2 separate regions of the Mus musculus genome follow, and region 1 is linked to region 2. The links are chromatin loops, found by intact Hi-C in ENCODE. Cell type or tissue: left cerebral cortex. All regions are shown on one strand. Each heading gives the region's core, and the rest is flanking DNA. Links, peaks and the distances in the headings are about the cores only. Region 1 overlaps Rchy1 (ring finger and CHY zinc finger domain containing 1). Region 2 overlaps Mthfd2l (methylenetetrahydrofolate dehydrogenase (NADP+ dependent) 2-like).

Evidence for each region. A loop is a pair of places that touch in the nucleus more often than their neighbours do. Peaks named below come from ENCODE experiments on the same cell type or tissue, not always from the same donor. Only the 100,000 strongest peaks of a DNase experiment are listed, where the experiment ranks them.
Region 1: it touches region 2 in a loop (3-fold over the local background); 5 of 42 quality-filtered maps call a loop at or near these places.

What each region holds. Positions count from the first base shown.
Region 1 is chr5:91,939,945-91,949,012 of GRCm38, forward strand. It overlaps Rchy1 (ring finger and CHY zinc finger domain containing 1), which reads right to left. Exons shown (of 9, transcript NM_026557.4): 9 at 8,898-9,068. Among named protein-coding and RNA genes, the nearest start is that of Rchy1, 19 kb to the right of the region's middle. In left cerebral cortex, for the core only: no CTCF peak of the experiment used is centred there; no DNase peak of the experiment used is centred there.
Region 2 is chr5:90,937,508-90,946,575 of GRCm38, forward strand. The region is part of intron 1 of Mthfd2l (methylenetetrahydrofolate dehydrogenase (NADP+ dependent) 2-like); the gene reads left to right. Among named protein-coding and RNA genes, the nearest start is that of Mthfd2l, 11 kb to the left of the region's middle. In left cerebral cortex, for the core only: no CTCF peak of the experiment used is centred there; a DNase peak (open chromatin) is centred at 4,237.

The DNA.
Region 1 (9,068 bases), core at 416-8,415, 1.0 Mb after region 2:
GTGCCAGAGCTAGGATCAGAATCAACAACCAGGCCTTCACAGCAGATTAAAAGAAGCAGGAAGTCTTTCCTACCAGGAAGGCACATTAGCTCACAAATGCATCCATGCACAGACACCGGGAGACAGTGCCGGACTCACTGAAGCTGCTGCCTTCTTTCAGGACAGAGGTCATTCTCAAGCACGGGAGCAGAGAACACTTAACGTGACAGCCAGGTGAGAAGCGCAATTATCCCTTCTGACCTCGTCTCCTCCACAGGCAGAGCTGGCTGCTGGGATGGGCTGTGAGGATGAGGTGGAACTGAAGAGGAGCCAGAGGGAATGCCTATTCAGATGATGCTAAGTGCCTGGGTACCGCAGGCTCGGCAGGGCTGCCCACCTGTCAGTTTCTGCTCTGCTGTGCAGTCTGAGCAACGCTCTCCCCTGGGCACACCAACGGCATTTATCTCCCTGCGAATGAGCAGCAAGTACTGAGCAACAGTGGATTTTCCGCTCAAAGGAGAGGAGACAAGTTGTAAATTCTTTAGAAATGGTGAGTCTTTATAGCATCCCTATAACTGAACATGCTAATCTCTGTATGTTATGAATGAGGAAACCAAGGCATAAAGAAACTAAATGGCATTCCAGGGTTACACGGCAAAGCTAGGGTTCAAAATACAGAGACCTGCCACTAAACCCTGGGCTATTAGCCAGTACCATTCCAGTTCAAGGTGAGAGGTTCCTGCCCCAGAGTCAGTCTCTAAATGAGTTTTTTAATACATTGTTAGCCCTATAGAAAATGTCAGATACATAGAAAACTAGATAAAACAGTATAATAGGTCATCTTATGCCCAGATCTCAGCTTTTACAATTATCAAATGTCAGTCTTATCTTGTCCAGAACTCAGTTCTCAATAATAATTATGTTCAAGCAAGCCCCAAATATCATGTCATTTTAGAATCCTTTCAGGTTTATTTTATTATATAGCATTTGCCTGTATGTATTTATATGTAGGCACATGTGTACCTAGTTCCTGCAGAGGCCAGAAGAGGGCATCAAATTCCCTTGGAACTGGAGTTATAGATAGTTGCGAACTGCCATGTGGGTGCTTCGAACCAAACCCAGGTCCTCTGCAAGAGCAGCCAATAGTAAGTTTACCTGCTGAGCAATCTTTCTAGGCTCTAGAGCTGTTTCCTAACTGTAGGATAGCAAATATTTAAAAAATAATAACAGCTTTACTGAGATATAACTTAGCATGCGATAAAATTCACCCATTTTGCGTATATAAATTCAATGGGATATTTATGTATTTATAGTCACATAATTATGATCACACTCAGTTTTAGAACATTAACTATTAACAGTCATCATCACCATTCCATTACCAGCCCCCAACCCTTGGCAAGCACTGTTAGACTTTGTTTCTATGGTTTGCTTCTACTGAACACTTCATCTAAATGGAATCGCAGTGACGTGTGGCTCTTTGTGAATGGCTTCTTTCAACTGGCATGCTTTCAAGACCCATTCATTTATAGCACACACCGATCAGTGCCTTACTTTTTTCTGCTGTTGAATTTTTTTGTGTATGTGTACAGGTGTTTTGTTATATGTCCACATGCCACATGCATACTCGGCTACCTCAGAGGGGACTGAATCCCCCAGGGAATGAAGTTACCAATAGTTGTTCTGAGTTGCCATGTGGGCGCTGGGAACCAAACCCGAGTCATCTGGAAGAGCAGCCAGTGCACTTAAGTACGAAGCCATCTCTCCAGCCCCATCAATACCTCATTTTTAATAATAGCTGAGTAGCATTCCACCCCATTTACTGTGTTTCCCACGTGTACTCTAAAATGTAAGCTCCGTGGGAGGAAAGCCTTGCATGCTTGCTTCACGCTGCACCCTTGGTCCTACGAGAGTCATTTGGAGGCTGAATGGTTAGTCCTCACATTGTAGAGTTCTTTCTTGACTTTGCTAAACTGTTGGTGTCTTAGCTCAGTAAAATAAGGTCCGTTTGCTCAGGACAGCACCCGAAGCACAGGCCCAGTCTTGTGGATGTTATTCCTCACTTCTGCATACTCAGAAATGGATGACCTCTAAATGCCCAACTTCTACAAACTGAAACTTTGTACAAGGGGCTTAAACAGTGCATACAGGGAGACTGTAGTATTACTGGGATATGTTTGTTCTATCGTACAAAAGTGAGGGAAAAAACATGTATTGCATTATGATCACAAACCTGGTGGGTTTTTTTAATACTTAGGAAAGATGTTGTAATGAAAGGAATCAAAATGCTCTCAGGATCGTCTCTGGGTGGTCCAAGTAAAGGGCGTTAACTATTTTTCTTTCTTCCACCCTGTACCTAACATAGTCTAACTGTAATGAACATATGTAACTCTTAGTGGCAGGGGGCAAGGAAAGTAGAGGAAACATCTGTATTTCCACTGGAAGAAAAGGCCATCTGCAGTTTTTTACAGCCTCGATAGGCTCTGATCAGGTTACAATTGTTGGGGAGCCAAGCAGTGCTTTGATCTGCTCGGGCCTTCCGCATCAATGCCCCACCACACAGAATTCACATCAGTTTGGTACTATTCTTCCTACATTCTGCTTTGGCCGCTCCACAAACATGTACTGGCCAAACAAGAGCCATTCTGTCAGTTACAAATCCTATTTTGCTTGTTTTAGTTGGGCTCTAGTTGTCTGCTTCATTGTTTTTTGTTTTGCTGTTGGGTTTTGGTTGGTTGGTTGGTTGGTTGGTTGGTTGGTTGGTTGGTTTTGTGGTTGTTGTTGTTTGAGAAAGAACCTCACAGTGAAGCTCAGACTGTCCTCAAACTTGCAATCGTCCTTCCAAGGGCTAGGATTGGAAGCACTGTGGTGATTGGAATGAGAGTGGCTCTCATAGGCGCCTACGTTTGAATATTTGGTTCCCAGTGTAAGAATTAAAAGGTGTGACCTTGTTACAGACTGTGACCCTAGTGGTGGTGAAGGCTTTAAAAGGCCATAGCAGGCTAAGTGTCCTTCTAAGCCTGCCATTTTCAGATCAGGTGTCAGCTCTCAGCTACTGCCCCAGTGCCATGACTGCCTGCATGCCCCCTCCCCCAAGCCCTCCCCCATCAGCTAGCAACATATTCTTGAAAATACTGTATCTTTACAAACCTAATCCAAGAAATGGAGAAATATGAAATACAGTATAACAGACATACCTAATTAAAATTTAAAGGCACCCAGTGACCATGCATTCATGGTGTTGGTTCATGTCACTATTACAGACTGGCCAAGAAAAGTCCTCACAGATGGTCTGTCGGCCAGGAGACTCTTAAGTGACAGATAGAAAAAAGGAAAGTAATCCTGTGTAGATTTCTGAAGTGAGAAACATTGTGGCACCCTCTGCTGTCAGGAAGCAAAGTCTGAGGTCCCCCTTAGAGCTTTTTTTCCTACAGGTTCGTCCAGCAACCTTGACCCAGAGGCTGGCAATCATCTTAACCAGATGGAAAAGCAGACTTCAGAGGGAGAAGAAAAGGCTTAGAGCAGGCAAGATACAACAGCAACAGTAAAAACGGAAAAGCCAGTCAGTGTAGTGTGTGTGAAACAGAGTAAGAAAGGAAAGGGGCAGCTGGGCCTGACTCTCTAGTCAGCAGACTGCAGGGCATCCAAATGCAGCCATCGCCAACCAAGTCCTCACACGAGCAACTCTTCACCAACAACCCGAGAAACAAAGAGATAGGTATGATGCCCAAGGTCACACAGCAGAACCAAGATTCAAGCTCTCTCCGTGTCCCAGGGCTCGTCCTCTCAGCCACTCTGTTCCACTTCCTAACAGGGGATAAGCTCCCTTAAATACATTGGTATTTCCTGATAGTTATTCTTACTCTCATCTAAAAGGAAACTGATTGCCAGGAAAATTTCTTGCTTTGTCCTAAGCAAAGAAATTAAGAAGTCACTTAAGTCCCTTGCCCACAGTTTAGTCTGTCTGAAGTTCAAAGTATTCTTTTCTTTTCTCTTCTAAATTTAAGGACAAATTTATTCTTAGGGATAAGTTTATTGTGAAATCAAACTTTATTACAAAAACAAAACAGAACAATGCCCTTCAGCAGAGTCTCACTAAAGTTGGCATTTGTTTTACAGAGCTGAACAGACTCTCTCATCATGTACCACCCTCAAAGACTAGCGCACTTGAGCAGCGCTTGTAACAGAAGGGTGGCCTTGGGGCTGTGAGAAGTGGATCTGCTTTCTTCATAAGAGATGCTAAAGTCAGTCCCCCTCCTCAGTGCAAAGTGTCAGGGCAAAAGGGAGCTGGGGAACTCACCAGGCTGCTGGCTACATACAGCAGGATGTAAGATAAAACTCCTCATTATGGTGGAAGGAGGAATGCTTTTTCTGAGTCCCTTGACAGAGGGACAGAGAGAGCAAGGCTCAATCCACTCAATGCTATTTACCCTGCCCCAGTTCCCTTGTTCATTCTCCAAGTGATAACAGAAGTGCCTAAGCCCTGTTGCAAATCGAGATTTAGAGACATTTTTACAGTTCACCACAAGGCACAGACAGGAGACACCCCAATGCTATGAACAGACAGGCCTTCCTTAATGCCTATGAGGACCTAGTATTAGGCACAGTCCACAGTGTCTCCATAGCCTATCCTACTCAAAGTTCACCAGACAAATTCCATGGAGTCTGGATGCCAGGTCAGTTTTAGCTTATTCTGAGAAGAGGCTATTCCTTTCACCCTCCCTAACTTACCTTCAGCCCACAGGGCATGAGTCCTAAATGCCAGGTCAAAAGAAGGACTGTGTCTTTGACATATGGAATTGTCCTCTGTTCTTGCTTCAGTTAACCAAATTCAAACGTCTGTCCCTATTTAATAGGATACATTTCTTCATCCTCCTTGGTTTGCCCATTCATCTCCATCTATCTGAGGAAGAAGTTACTTCATTGGTGAGATATGGGAGAAGATCTCTCCATGTATATGGACTGAGACATTTTGAGCGCCGATGCTTTCCATAGGCAGCTGCAATGCTTAGGCCTCGCTGCATTGCTCGAGGCTCCCTTCCTGGGAGATGGGCCCCATGGACAAAAGCCTAGTCAATAATGCCTGGGGAAATTCAATTTAGAATAAAGAAGTACACACAAACAGATACCTGGCATGTATCTGATGCAAAATACATTTTGTGAAATTGAATAAAGGTCTCTATTGGGTAGATTCCAGCAGGATTTAACTGACCTTTGTATTTCTACCTTGAGAAAATTATGGAAGCATCAAATTTCAATGATTATGGTCTAGAAATAAACATTTCTGAGGGAAATTTTCCTAAGAGATTTTGTCATATATGCACATATTCTTACAGATAGTGAAAACTTGACACATTCTTACAGAGAGGGAAAACTTGGGAACAAACTATCCTGTGTCTCATGCAAATTCAAGATTCTTCTATTTATAAAGCAAGTAAGGAAGCTACGGAACAATATTCAAGTAAATAAAACTGGGAATGACTGAGAGGCGAACCCAGGGGTATTATAAGGACACGAGTACAGTAAGAGACCGGTACGGACAGTTACACAGCTACAACTGGGGTAACCTAGAAGAAATGGATGAATTCTTAAGAACCTACAGTCTATAAAGACTGAAACCAGAAAGAAATAGAAGGCTGAAGAGACCAAAAGCAAGGAGAGTAAATCAATAATGTAAGTACTCCCATCAGAGACTGCAGAAACTGCGCAGCAGGCAAGGGCTCCCACAATACTGGCCCAAGGCCCCAGAGGGTCCCTAACATTTGCATCAGAGAGCTCACAAATGCCTGTAACCCCAGTTCCAGGATTAGAGCCCAAGCCTCTGGCCTCAGCAGGAACCTGCATTCACATGCAGATACCACACACACACACACACACACACACACACACACACACACACAGTGTGTGTATTAGCTTGGCCCAGGGAGTGGCACTATTGGGTCTGACCCTGTTGGAGTGGGTGTGGCCTTGGAATAAGTGTGTCACTGTGGGTGTGGGCTTTAAGACCCTCATCCTAGCTGTCTGGAAGTCAGTATTCTGCTAGCAGCATTCAGATGAAGATGTAGAACTCTCAGCTCCTTCTGCACCATGCCTGCCTTGATGATAGTAGACTGAACCTCTGAACCTGTAAGGCAGCCCCAATTAAATCTTGGCCTTCTGAATGTTGCCTTGTCAGTGGTGTCTATTCACAGCAGTCAAACCCTAAGACACACAGATAGCTAGACATATAATACACATAATTTACCAAAAAAAAAAAAAAAAAAAAAAAAAGATCTCCCATCAAGAAAAAAATGGCTTCCCAGCAGAATTCTACCAAATATTTAAGAACCAACCCCAATCTTTCTAAAGTCTTCTGAAGGGGGTGGGGAGAGGAGATGATGATGATGATGGTACCTCTGGCAGTGATGTTATGGGGGTTTCTGCCCCTGCCCCACTCTAGCCTATATAGCTCCCAAAGAAAAGACACAAAAACCTGGCATTTCTGTTAACAAGCTGTAAACAGACTGGGCAGAATCCGAGCTAGTCTAAGCTAACTCCCAGTCACAGGCCCTGTGCTATTTGCCAACGGAGTCTTGCTGTTTGTTCCACAGCAAGTGTGTCCTCAGGGCGGATTTTCTCTATGCCATGAGCTCGTGGTCCACCCTTATACATCCATCCTGCTTCACGGTTACCTTCTTTTTACCAGGGCACACACCTTTAATCCCAGTGCTTGGAAAGTGGAGGTAGGCGGATCTCTGTGAGTTCGAGGCCAACCTGGTCTACAGAGTGATTTCTGGGGAAGTCAGAGTTACACAGAGAATAACTGTCACAACAACAAAAAAAAAGTTTTTCTTTGTATGATGATCAACATGTTTTGTAATGATTTAGTCTAACTGTAAATAAGCAAGCCAAGACCCCCTTTTCCTTCCCCTCATGGCCCCTACTTGACCTCAAGTCCCGACTTTCTCTCTCTCCTGCCTAGTCACAGGGTCTGGGCTTTTATTGTCCAATCAGGGAATTCTGGGGACCATTCTTTACAGCGCAATGGTCAACACACTGCCCATGTCCAGACTGCAACCTGATCTTGGAGCACAGAACTCAGTCTCTGAATCCACAGTGCACAAGAGCAACCCCACTACTTATTAACCCACTTTACACGTCAGCATTACGGTAATACATTGCGATGCGAGGCAAGACCAAAAGAAAAACTACAAACCAATGCTACTGATGAGCACAGATAATAAATATACCACACTTAATTAAAAAAAGCCCCATAATATTTTACAGTAAGAAGGTTAAAGTCCTTCCTCTAAGGAACAAAAGGATGCTGGTCTCACCACTTCCTCCCACCCCAACAGGATGTCAGAGAATTTAGCAACAGCAAAGAAAGAATAAGATTTCTGTTCTAATTAGGGTTACTATTGCTGTGCTGAAACACCATGACCAAAGCAACTTGGGAAAGAAAAGGGTAAGTAGTTGGCTTTCACTTCCAAATCCCTGAAGAAGCCAGGTCAGTAACTGAAGCGCGACAGGGATCTGGAGGCAGGCGCTGACTCAGAAGACACAGAGGGGTGCTGCTTACTGGCTTGCTCCCTGTGGCTTGCTCAGCCTGCTTTCTTATAGAACCCTGACCACCAGCCCAGGGATGGCATCAGCCACTATGGACTGTGCCCTCCAGTTGATCACTAATTAAGAAAATCCTTTATAGGACTGCAGCCCAGTCTTAACAGAAGCATTCTCTCAACTGAGACTCCCCATTCTCTGATGACTTGACATGAAAGCAGCTGGCACAGTATTCAAGCATCATATTTAAAAAAAAAAAGCCCTAAAGACTTCATCAGAAATTCATACATGTACTTAGGTCATATCCACTCCCACTACTTCCCTCCAGTTCCCATCAAGACCTCCAAACACATCACATCTCACTAATTTCTTTTTCTCTTACAGAGGGTCTTTCTATGTAGCCCAGGATGGCCTTGAACTTAGACCTCCCAAGTGCTAGGATTAAGAATACAGAACACCATGCCTAGCCTTTTTTTTTTTTTTTTTTTTTTAAATTTATGTGTATACTTGGCTGTCAGTATGTGTTGGAAACCCTGAAATTCTGACCTGGGTCCTGTGGACCAAGCTCATGTCCTTTGAAAGAAAAGCAAGTGCTCTGAACCACTCACCCACCTTTCCAGATGACCCTTTCTTTTTTTAATTAATAACCCAGTGAGTCCAACTAGTGCTTTCCATGTACCCACAGGTGCAGCCATCCACTGGGGTGTGGACAACCCACCCGCAACCCACAGCCCCTAAGAAACGCAATGCTTCTCCCTTCACGGGAGCATTATCTGCTCTTCAGCTACAAGCAGGGCTCAGGGCTCACTTTATCCTTGCAGGATTTTTCACAGGCTTGATCTCATAAAGGTCTCAGCAGGCAACCGTGGCTGCTCTAAGTTCACATGCGACAACCTTGTTATGTCAAAACCCAGTGTTTCCCAGCCGTCCTCTTTCATCTTCCAGCTCTCATGTCCTTCCCATCCACCCCCACCATGTTGTTCCCTGAGCCTGGGGAATAGGGGTTGATACAGATGACCCATCTATGCTCGGCATATTCATTAACTTCGAGGAATACTTAGTTCTTCTAGGTAAGCACAGAGAAGTGTAAACTGAGAGCCCTTTCCAGGACTACTTCATCCTATTTATCTCCTGAGAACTTAGAAAATAATCCATGTCTACACTGACGACACATACTGCTTGCATTAATAAGACAGAATATGTTGACCAAATATGAGGAATGGCAGAATGTACCACTACAAGGAACTTTTCATTGTCATTTTAAAGCATCTAGAACCACACCTGGCTTACAGCTGCTTACTAAAATACCAGCTGAATTAATTACTCTGTGGGGAAGTAATTCTGGCAGACGGAAGGACTTGTACCGTAACAGTGGACTTGAGCACTGAAGAGCGTCATTACTTTATACTTTCCCAAATCATTCATCCATAAAAGCATCTCAAAGGGAAAATGTCTTTTATATATGATGGCTTATGTTGTCACAAGAGCCAAAAATTAACAACCTAGAGGGAAAAAAAGTCTGTAAAACAGTATTTCAGTACAATTTC
Region 2 (9,068 bases), core at 539-8,538:
AATATTCTTGCAATATTTTACAAGTTTCAACTTTACGTGTTTCCTTTTGCCAAATAGAAAAAATTTTAGTTTATAATTTATTTCATCTACTGATATTAAAGTAGGACTAAGCTTAGGACAAACCTGCATCAAACTGTTTCAATCTTTATTTTGTAATGAAATATAAAGATACTTTTGTTTACATCAATCCACAGGTGGTCTGTCTCCCTTTGGCGTGTCCTTGCACCACAGTCTGTGAGATAAGGTCATTATGAAAGAGTAGTGGGGGTAGTGGAGGGAGGGGGTCTTTATTCAGATTATATTGTATGAGAAGAGAATCTATGTTTAATAAAAGGCGAAAAAAGAAAACAAAAAAGATAAAGTTATCCATCACAAAAACAGTTCGATTTTAGAGCAGCTTTGTCATATTTAGATGTAGTCAAATTGGTTTTTCAGCTGTATTTTTGTATGTTTCAAGGTATCATGTACATGAAAATACTAAGCTCACTCATTCAATATTTTTTTTACATAAATTGGAGCATTTACTCTGGGGTTATAGTAGTCTGCATTCCTCCATAGTTTTTTCTTTGCATGACTTCAGTTACCTGAAAACATTTAATGAAAAATCCCAGAGGTAAGCTTGCTATAGACAGCACGCCATTCTACAGTGTGATATAATCCTGCACTGTCTTTCCTCATCCCCTCCTAGATGCAAAGCATCCTTTGTTCAGAGCATTTGGGCTCTGTGTGACCTACACTGCGTTCGTTTAGAAGCAGCCTCGGTTGTAAGCTGTGCTGTGGCAGTGTTTGTTTTATATATATTTAAGGGTTTGAGGCTGATTCTAGAATATGGTGGGGGAATGGGCTGCTGCATAGGTGTCCACATTTACTGAGGTTGCTGCAAACAGAGAAACTATAGGAATCTCTTCTTAACCGTCCCAGAAGCCAGAAGTCTGATAGTGTTATGTGATTCTAGAATATGGTGGGGGAATGGGCTGCTGCATAGGTGTCCACATTTACTGAGGTTGCTGCAAACAGAGAAACTATAGGAATCTCTTCTTAACCGTCCCAGAAGCCAGAAGTCTGATAGTGTTATGTGGCACCATGATTCCTCCCCCAGTCTCTGGGGGTTGCCACAGTCCTTGGTTTCTTTAGGCTGCGTTGGCACGACTTCAGTGGTTCACTCGGTCATCACTCAGCTCTCTCCCCTCAGTGTCTCATAGGATACCCTGTGTGTCTATTGAAGGGACAGCAGTCACAGTGGAGTAAGGCACTTCTCTATGGCTTCTTAGATACACAAGCAAAGCCCTTACTTCCAAATGCAGTCACATGTACTTGAATTGAGGAGTTAATATATTTTTGGAAGGAAGCGATTAATGCACCATACGTGCACATTAAATTATCATTTATTTAGTTTAGCTATTTGATTTATGAAGGATAAGTTTTTTTTATAAGCTTTTCTTTGATTGCAATTTGCCTACAAACTTGCAAGGCTGAAGGTATCTCCTCTTTTTTGACCCACTTTTGATTATATTGACTATCAATTTCTATCAGATTTCAAGTAAAATGTAACAACCTATAGATATGATAAACTGATTTATAAAATATTTTCAAATTCTTACCATTTCTGAAATCTGATTGTAGGCATCAGAGACTGATTATCCTATGATATTAGATATAAATTTTATCACTAGGTTTAAATTTTAAATACAGCCACTATGTTAATATGTGTAGTATTAATTTTGTTATGGCTTTATATTTCAGTTGCTAGATTATTATAGTTTATTTGAACATTGTTATGAATGTTCTGTGTATTCAATGAAGAATTTTTGAACACATTTAGCCATGATAAGTTTCTTCAAGTTGAGAGCAGATCTCTCATTTATACAAGGGGATTAATCCTGTTTTTGGAGGGATGGAGACCCCTATCAGTGGTTCTTAACTGTGGCTTTGAGGAGCCAAGTATAGATTTTCAACAAAACACTGAGGTTTTAAAATCTGACAACTCTTAGCCAGTCTGTCTGAATAACTATTTTGCCACGTAAGAAAGAAAAGTGCAAAGTCCAGAGGTAAAGATAGTTGGATTTCATTTTAAGATTTAGAATTTTTTTCAAAATCAACTATAAAACAAGTGAGGGGGTGGACTACATCCTGGCAGTACTGTTTACTTAGATTCACTGATGGAAAACTGGTGTTTTGAATGAACAAAGGATGCTGGCACCAACAAGATGGCAGAGTAGGTCTTTTCAGTTCTCCTTTCTCAGAATCAAGTTGAACAACCTTCTGCAACTGGAAATACCTTTGTGCATATGCATGCATCCAGTGAAAGTATCTTCATTTATAACAGCATGATATTTGACATAATTAAGAGTAAGCTTAACAAAGAGGTGAACGGTCTGCACACTGAAAACTCAAAACACGGATGAAAGAGTTTGAGGAAAAACTACATGGAAAATCTCTCATGTTCATGGACTAGCAAATAATATTCAAATAACAACACTAGGTGCAGTTATCTACAGAGCCAACACAATTCCTGTTAGAATTCTAAATTTTCATCCATGCTCTGAAAAATATTAAAATGCCAAGACTATCTGCAATTATCTAGAGCCAATGCAAGTTCTGCCAAAATTCTAAAGGCAATTATCCCGGAAGGAAAGATTCCTGAAGTCTAAGCAAGACTACGAAAGATCTGTAATAGTCAAAACAGCAAAAATGGAAGTCTACCTTATCTTGAGATATAACACTAATGTGTAGTTACCAAAACTGAAATATAATATTATAAATAGGTCTGAGGATCAATTGATGGAATATGGTGCCTGGCAGTAAAACCAATACATTTATAGTCAATAGAATGAACTGTTGGGAACAAAAAAGGGGGGCCCAGGAAGGCCCTGGGGAGAAATGGGGGAGAAAAAGGGGCCCACATCCAGCCAGAGTTCCTGTGCTCTGGGCAGGTGGACTCAAGCAGAGCTGCTAGGCGCTTTCCACTCGGTCCCAGGTGGGTATGCAAGCCTCTGACTCATGCAGCGGGGGTTGGACAAGGGGTAGCCCCCTACCAGGGACCCCAAGGTGACACCCTGTCGCCCGGAGTTATAGGAGAGAGGGATGAGGGAAGAGGTTCCCAACATTGACCAGACTGTGCAGCGGATCTTGATGGAGCAGAGACTGTCTATGGTTTAAGAGCTTTATTATAGAAATGCAGGGAGAAAGAGAGAAGGCAGAGAGAGAGGGAGAGAAAGAAGGAGAGGGAGAGGGAGAGGGAGAGGAGAGGAGAGGAGAGGAGAGGAGAGAGAAGAGAAGAGAAGAGAAGAGAAGAGAAGAGAAGAGAAGAGAAGAGAAGAGAAGAGAGGAAGGAGAGAAGACAAAGAGAGGGGTAAGAGGGAGACAGGAGAGCAAGAAGTAAGAGTGTAAGAGTAAGAGAAGTAAGAGAGCGAGGTGGGGGCCTAACAGCCCCTTTTATGGTCTTTACTGTTGCTAGGTAACTGGGGAGGAGTTTAGCCTGAAGGTCAGAAGCTTGGGCCATTGTCTACTTGACTACTGATCATGCTTCTCTTGTGGGGGGCTGTGGGAGGTGGTAACTTAGGCAGGGGCTGGAGTTCCAGGAGCATGAGGGAATTCCTATCGTGTCATGTAGGTGAATTATGACCTCAGACCTCAGCACAACTGGATACCAGCCTGCAATTCCCCACAATGAACATCTTACTACAGCTAAAGCTATTCTTAGGAGAAATTTGTAACTATAAATGTTTGGAATAAAACATCAAGATGAGCTCAAGTCAATAATCCAATGATGCACCTCAAGAGCTTAGAAAAACAACAATCCAAACTCAAAAAGCAGTAAATATCAAGGAACATTGGTGCATTGGGAACTAAATAAATGAAAGACCAGGTCTGCTGAAAAAACCCTTAGCCAGTCTAACAAAAGGGAAGTAAGAAGACTGAAATGAATAACAAGGAGATGAAAGAGGGAGAAGACTGTAGATGTAAAGCTATCTCAAGAATTACATCATATTCTAAACAACTGGATAATGCAGAGGCAATGTATGGATTCCTAGACACCTGTGACCCACCAAAGTTAAATCAAGGAGCAGCAAACATATTAAACAGAACCATAAGAACCAATGAGATGGAAGCAGTAATAAAAATTCTCCCAGCAAAAGTGCAGGACCAGGTGGATCCACTGCAGAATTCTTCCAAACCGTTAAGGGAGAGCTAGTGCCAATGTTTTCTTGAACTGTTACATAAAAAAAAGAGACAGAACATAGCCAAATTCATCTCCAAAGCCAAACTTGCTCACAGAAATAGCAACACGAAGAAGGAAACTCTAGATCAGTTTTTCTGGTGCACAAAGACAAAATTTCTCAAAAACATTTCAGGTAAAGTGAATTCAAGACCATATTAAAATTACATCAAGACCAAACTGGTTTCATTCTAGGAGAGCAAGTTTGTTTGAATGCATAATCTTGTCTGTAAGACTGTATTCATATCCTTAAGAAGGGAAATCACGTGATCCTTTTAATTAATGCAGGAAAATCCATTTTAATTTTCCTCCATGATAAAGCTATGAATGAAATAGAAAGAACCTACCTTAACATAGCAAAGACTACACATTTTAAAGCCATAGGTAATACACTGAGTATGGAAGAAACCTCTAATCTTATAAAATATAGACTAACACAGGAGTGCCTACTCTTTCAACTTTCACTCAACATAATGCTCCTAATCCTAGCTAGGGCAATAATACAAAGAGATAGAGGGATAGAAACAGGGAAGGAAGAAATCAAACTATCTCTGTTTGGAGATATCAATGTATACTTAAAAGACCCTAAAACTTCCACTAGAAACTATTAAAACAGGTATATATTTTTAGCAAACTAATAGAGTACAAAATCAATGTTGAAAAATCATAAACTTTCTACATACCAGTTGTCAACTTGCCAAAACCAGAAGTCAGAAAAATCAAATTTGTAAGTTTTTAAAATAACCGTCAAAATAAACTTTAAAAAAAATCTTGAAGTGTAGGGCCTCCAAATGAAAAGTTGAAACACTGAGAAAAGAATTTGAAGACATTGGAAGATGACAAACTCTCCCAGACTCATATGTTAGCAGAATTAATCTTGTGAAAACGGTTATATTAACCCAAAACAATCTGCTCTTCAATAGCTTAATGTTAGTCTTCATTGAACTATTAAACTATTATAAATCCACATGGAAGCACAAGGCCATGAATAGCAGAAGCAATTCTTATGCAAAGGAGCCGTGCTGGAGGTGTCACAATTCCTCACCTCAAATTATATTACAGAGCCGTAATAACGAAAAACAGTGCAGCGCAGGCACAAACACGGTATCTGAGATATAAACCCTTGCAGGTACTAACATCAAAAACACTCTAGAAGACTCAGCCTCTCATCAAAGGGTAGTGGAAAAAACCAGACTTTCACAGGCTGAAGGGGTGAAACTAGGCCCACATTTCTCATCCAGAAGAAAAATGAGTTAAAAAAGGGATCAAAGACCTTAGTGTGACAAAGCCTTTAAAGTGCTGGAGAGAAACACATATGAAGTTTAAGAGTCTCCAAGATCAATTCCGAGCTCAGTTCCTCCAAGTCCTGAGCCAAAGTGGATGATATCTTCAGCAACAGAATCTTACCTTCAAGTTCTAACAAACAATGGGCAACAGAAACAGCCTGTGTTATTATTGAAGAGAGACTTTGCATGCCTGGTACTAGGGGTTTTTTTTGTTGTTGTTGGAGAGTGTATGGTTTTGAAAGGAAGGGCTTATAGCCCTAAGTCGTGTAACTTCGTTTAAATTATTTACATATGCATATGTGTGTGTGTGTGTGTGTGAGACACACTCATATAGTATATGTTTTTAATTAAACTGAAAACATGTATCCTTAAGGTTCTTTATCCCACTCCCTCTCTTTCCCTATGGTTGCCTTCCTCTCTTCCCACAGTTAAGAGTCCTCCTGTTTTTCCAATGTCCCCCTTCACAGAATCTGTGTCATACTATGTCCCTTTTCAAGACTCCACTCACCATGATCCTTGATTGCATTCCCTGTTTGTGGTAATACACACCACCAAAATAAGACTGCGCGATGACAACGACAGTTGACATACCAGTGTGGTTGGGAGAATTATATAAATCTTAGATGAAGGCAATTGACAGCTCCTAAGAGAAGGAAAATCAATCTTCTCCAGGGATGACCCAGTCACAAGCGGTCAGTCCTAAACACACAACACTGAATATACTCAGTAGGTCATATGTGCGAATATGTATATGCATATGTATATGTATATGCATATGTATATGCATATGTATATATGGGTGTGCAACAATAATAATTAAAGAGAAGTCATGAATTTGAGAGGGAGTGAGGGAGCATGAGAGGAGTTGGAGTAGAGAAGTAGCGGAGTGGACATGATGTAAATACAATACTCATGTAGGAAATTCTCAACAAAAAAAAATTAAAATGTCCTTAAAAACAAAAGATACAGAGATAGGCCAAGAATGTTCCAGAAAGGCTCCAGTGACAATGGAAATAATCCTGACAATTGAGATTATATGGAATTTTTGTAAATAGCCAAGGAAGCAATAACCAGGATGCAGAGAGGCCTGGCAGTGGGAAAATCCAACTACCTTTCAGATATAGCACTGATGCCTAGAATATATGAAGCTAAGCACAATGCTGGACTTTCGCATGTAAGACACTTTCCTTTCTTCCCATCGTGTCACCATGAAGCGCTCTTTCTGCTGGGTGCCAATACAAGGGGAGGTGAATGGAGCCTCTGGAGGTCCTTGTAAGGGCACTAACTGCCCTGTGGCCTGATTTGTAGAGTGCAAGAGGTCCATGTGCTTACAGAGTAGCATTTTGGAAACCAGAAATGATAGACAAACAGGGTTGTTCATTCAAAGGAAGAGATGTATGGCCTGCTGTCCTCCCAGAAGGCTGGGAATGGATGTGGTTAATACTCCAGTGACCTCTGCACAATAGGCCAGTTATCCCTGCTCTATTTCTGTGTTCAGGCTCCCAGACTCTTACTCTTTACCTCAGTTATCCTCCCTAGACCCTTAACTTGAGCATTGTTTCTCAGCCAATAGAATCCATCTACAAATGGGAGCAGAGGTGCTAAATATCTTGGTGATCTTCACACTATCTGTATGACCAAGACTACACAAGATCCTTCCCCAAGACCCCGTAGCAGTGAATTAGTTAAACCCTTTGGCATCTGGTGGGTCACATGTGCGCTGCACCTGTCCACGAGCTTTCTGCATTCAGGAACGAAAGACACACACACTAGCTAATTTTGTTATGCCTGTATGAGCTCAATGGTTGGGAACTTCTAAAGCTCCCTGCAGCCCGCACATTCTCCCTTCTGGCATTCCTGATTAAACACCTCTTTTTTTCCCCCACATTTTTTAAAATTAGATATTTTCCTCATTTACATTTCAAATGCTATCCCAAAAGTCCCCTATACCCTCCCCCCACCCTGCTCCCCTACGCACTCACTCCCACTTCTTGGCCCTGGTGTTCCCCTGTCCTGGGGCATAAAGTTTGCTAGACCAAGGGGCCTCTCTTCCCAATGATGGCCGACTAGGCCATCTTCTGCTACATATGCAGCTAGAGACACGAGCTCTGGGGGTACTGATTAGTTCATATTGTTGCTCCACCTATAGGGTTGCAGACCCCTTCAGCTCTTGGCACTCACTGATAAGTGGATATTATCCCAGAAACCTAGAATACCCAAGATACAGCTTCCAAAACATAAGAAAATCAAGAAGGAAGACCAATGCGTGGATACTTCATTCCTCCCCTAGAATATGGAATAAAATATCCATGGAAGGAGTTGCAGAGACAAAGTTTGGAGCTAAGACAAAAGGATGGATCATCCAGAGACTGCCCCACCTGGGGGTCCATCCCATAATCAGCCATCAAACGCAGACACTATTGCATTGCCAGCAAGATTTTGCTGAAAGGACCCCGATATAGCTGTCTCTTGTGAGGCTTTGCCAGTGCCTGGCAAATACAGAAGTGGATGCTCATAGTCATATAGGATGGAACACAGGGCCCCCAATATAGGAGCTAGAGAAAGTACCCAAGATTAAACACCTCTTAAATCTATATTTTATCTTGTTGCCCTAGCTTCCTCTGGGTGACTCCCTTATCTCTGCTGCCCAAAGATGCTTCTGGGCAGCCATTCTGGGGGCCACTTTCCTTCTTGTACCTACATTTTGGCCGTTGCTCCCTTCTGTTCCTTCTTTAAGAGGTCTGTCTGGCAGAGAGCCTTTCTTTTTCCTCCCTGTGTTTCTTCTCCTGGGAACCTAGAAGTCCCACCTCTTCCTCTGCCCAGCCATTGGCTGTTGGCTTTTTATTGATCAATTAAAAACCAACTGGGGACAGGGACCTTCAGCATTTTGGACATGCAGATTCCCGATCTGAGGGCCTGAATCAAGACAGAGCATTAGAGCCAATTCCCAACAAGAGCCTTACGGTGTCAATCTATAAAGCCCATCTTTATGGAAGAGGTTGATCACATGTACTTTGAAAAGAGTCTCAGTATAATCACATCTTAAAGTTTGTTGTATACATGGGATTGAGTTACTTATCACAAGGAAACATTATTTTACAAAACTGACCTGCACTTATGTATGCCTAAAATAAACTGCTCAGTTCCAGGCTTTCAAAGTTTGAACCAACACCACCTACAGAGGCATGCCAAACAAGACTTCCTTCTTGCTTCATGAGGGCCATAACTCTGTCGGCCAGAGTGTTTGCAGAGATTCCCCACACCGATCCCCTCTCCAAGGTCACCCTCCTAATCTCAGAGCAGTGCTGTTTAGAATTTCAGCATAAATTTGGTGTGACATGAACACCTTTAGTTTAGAGGGAACAGAATGAAAGACGGAAGTACCAAAGAATTATAATCCTTCCCAAAGCTCATTAATAGTACTTATGAACCTGAAAATGAATGTCAGGTGTAGTTAGAAAAGTCAAATTTTAGATGTTCACAGTAGTTTTGAATATTAATTTTTATTTTATGTGTCATTGCCTACATGCACGGCTGTGTAGAGGCTACAAGATGGGGGAGTG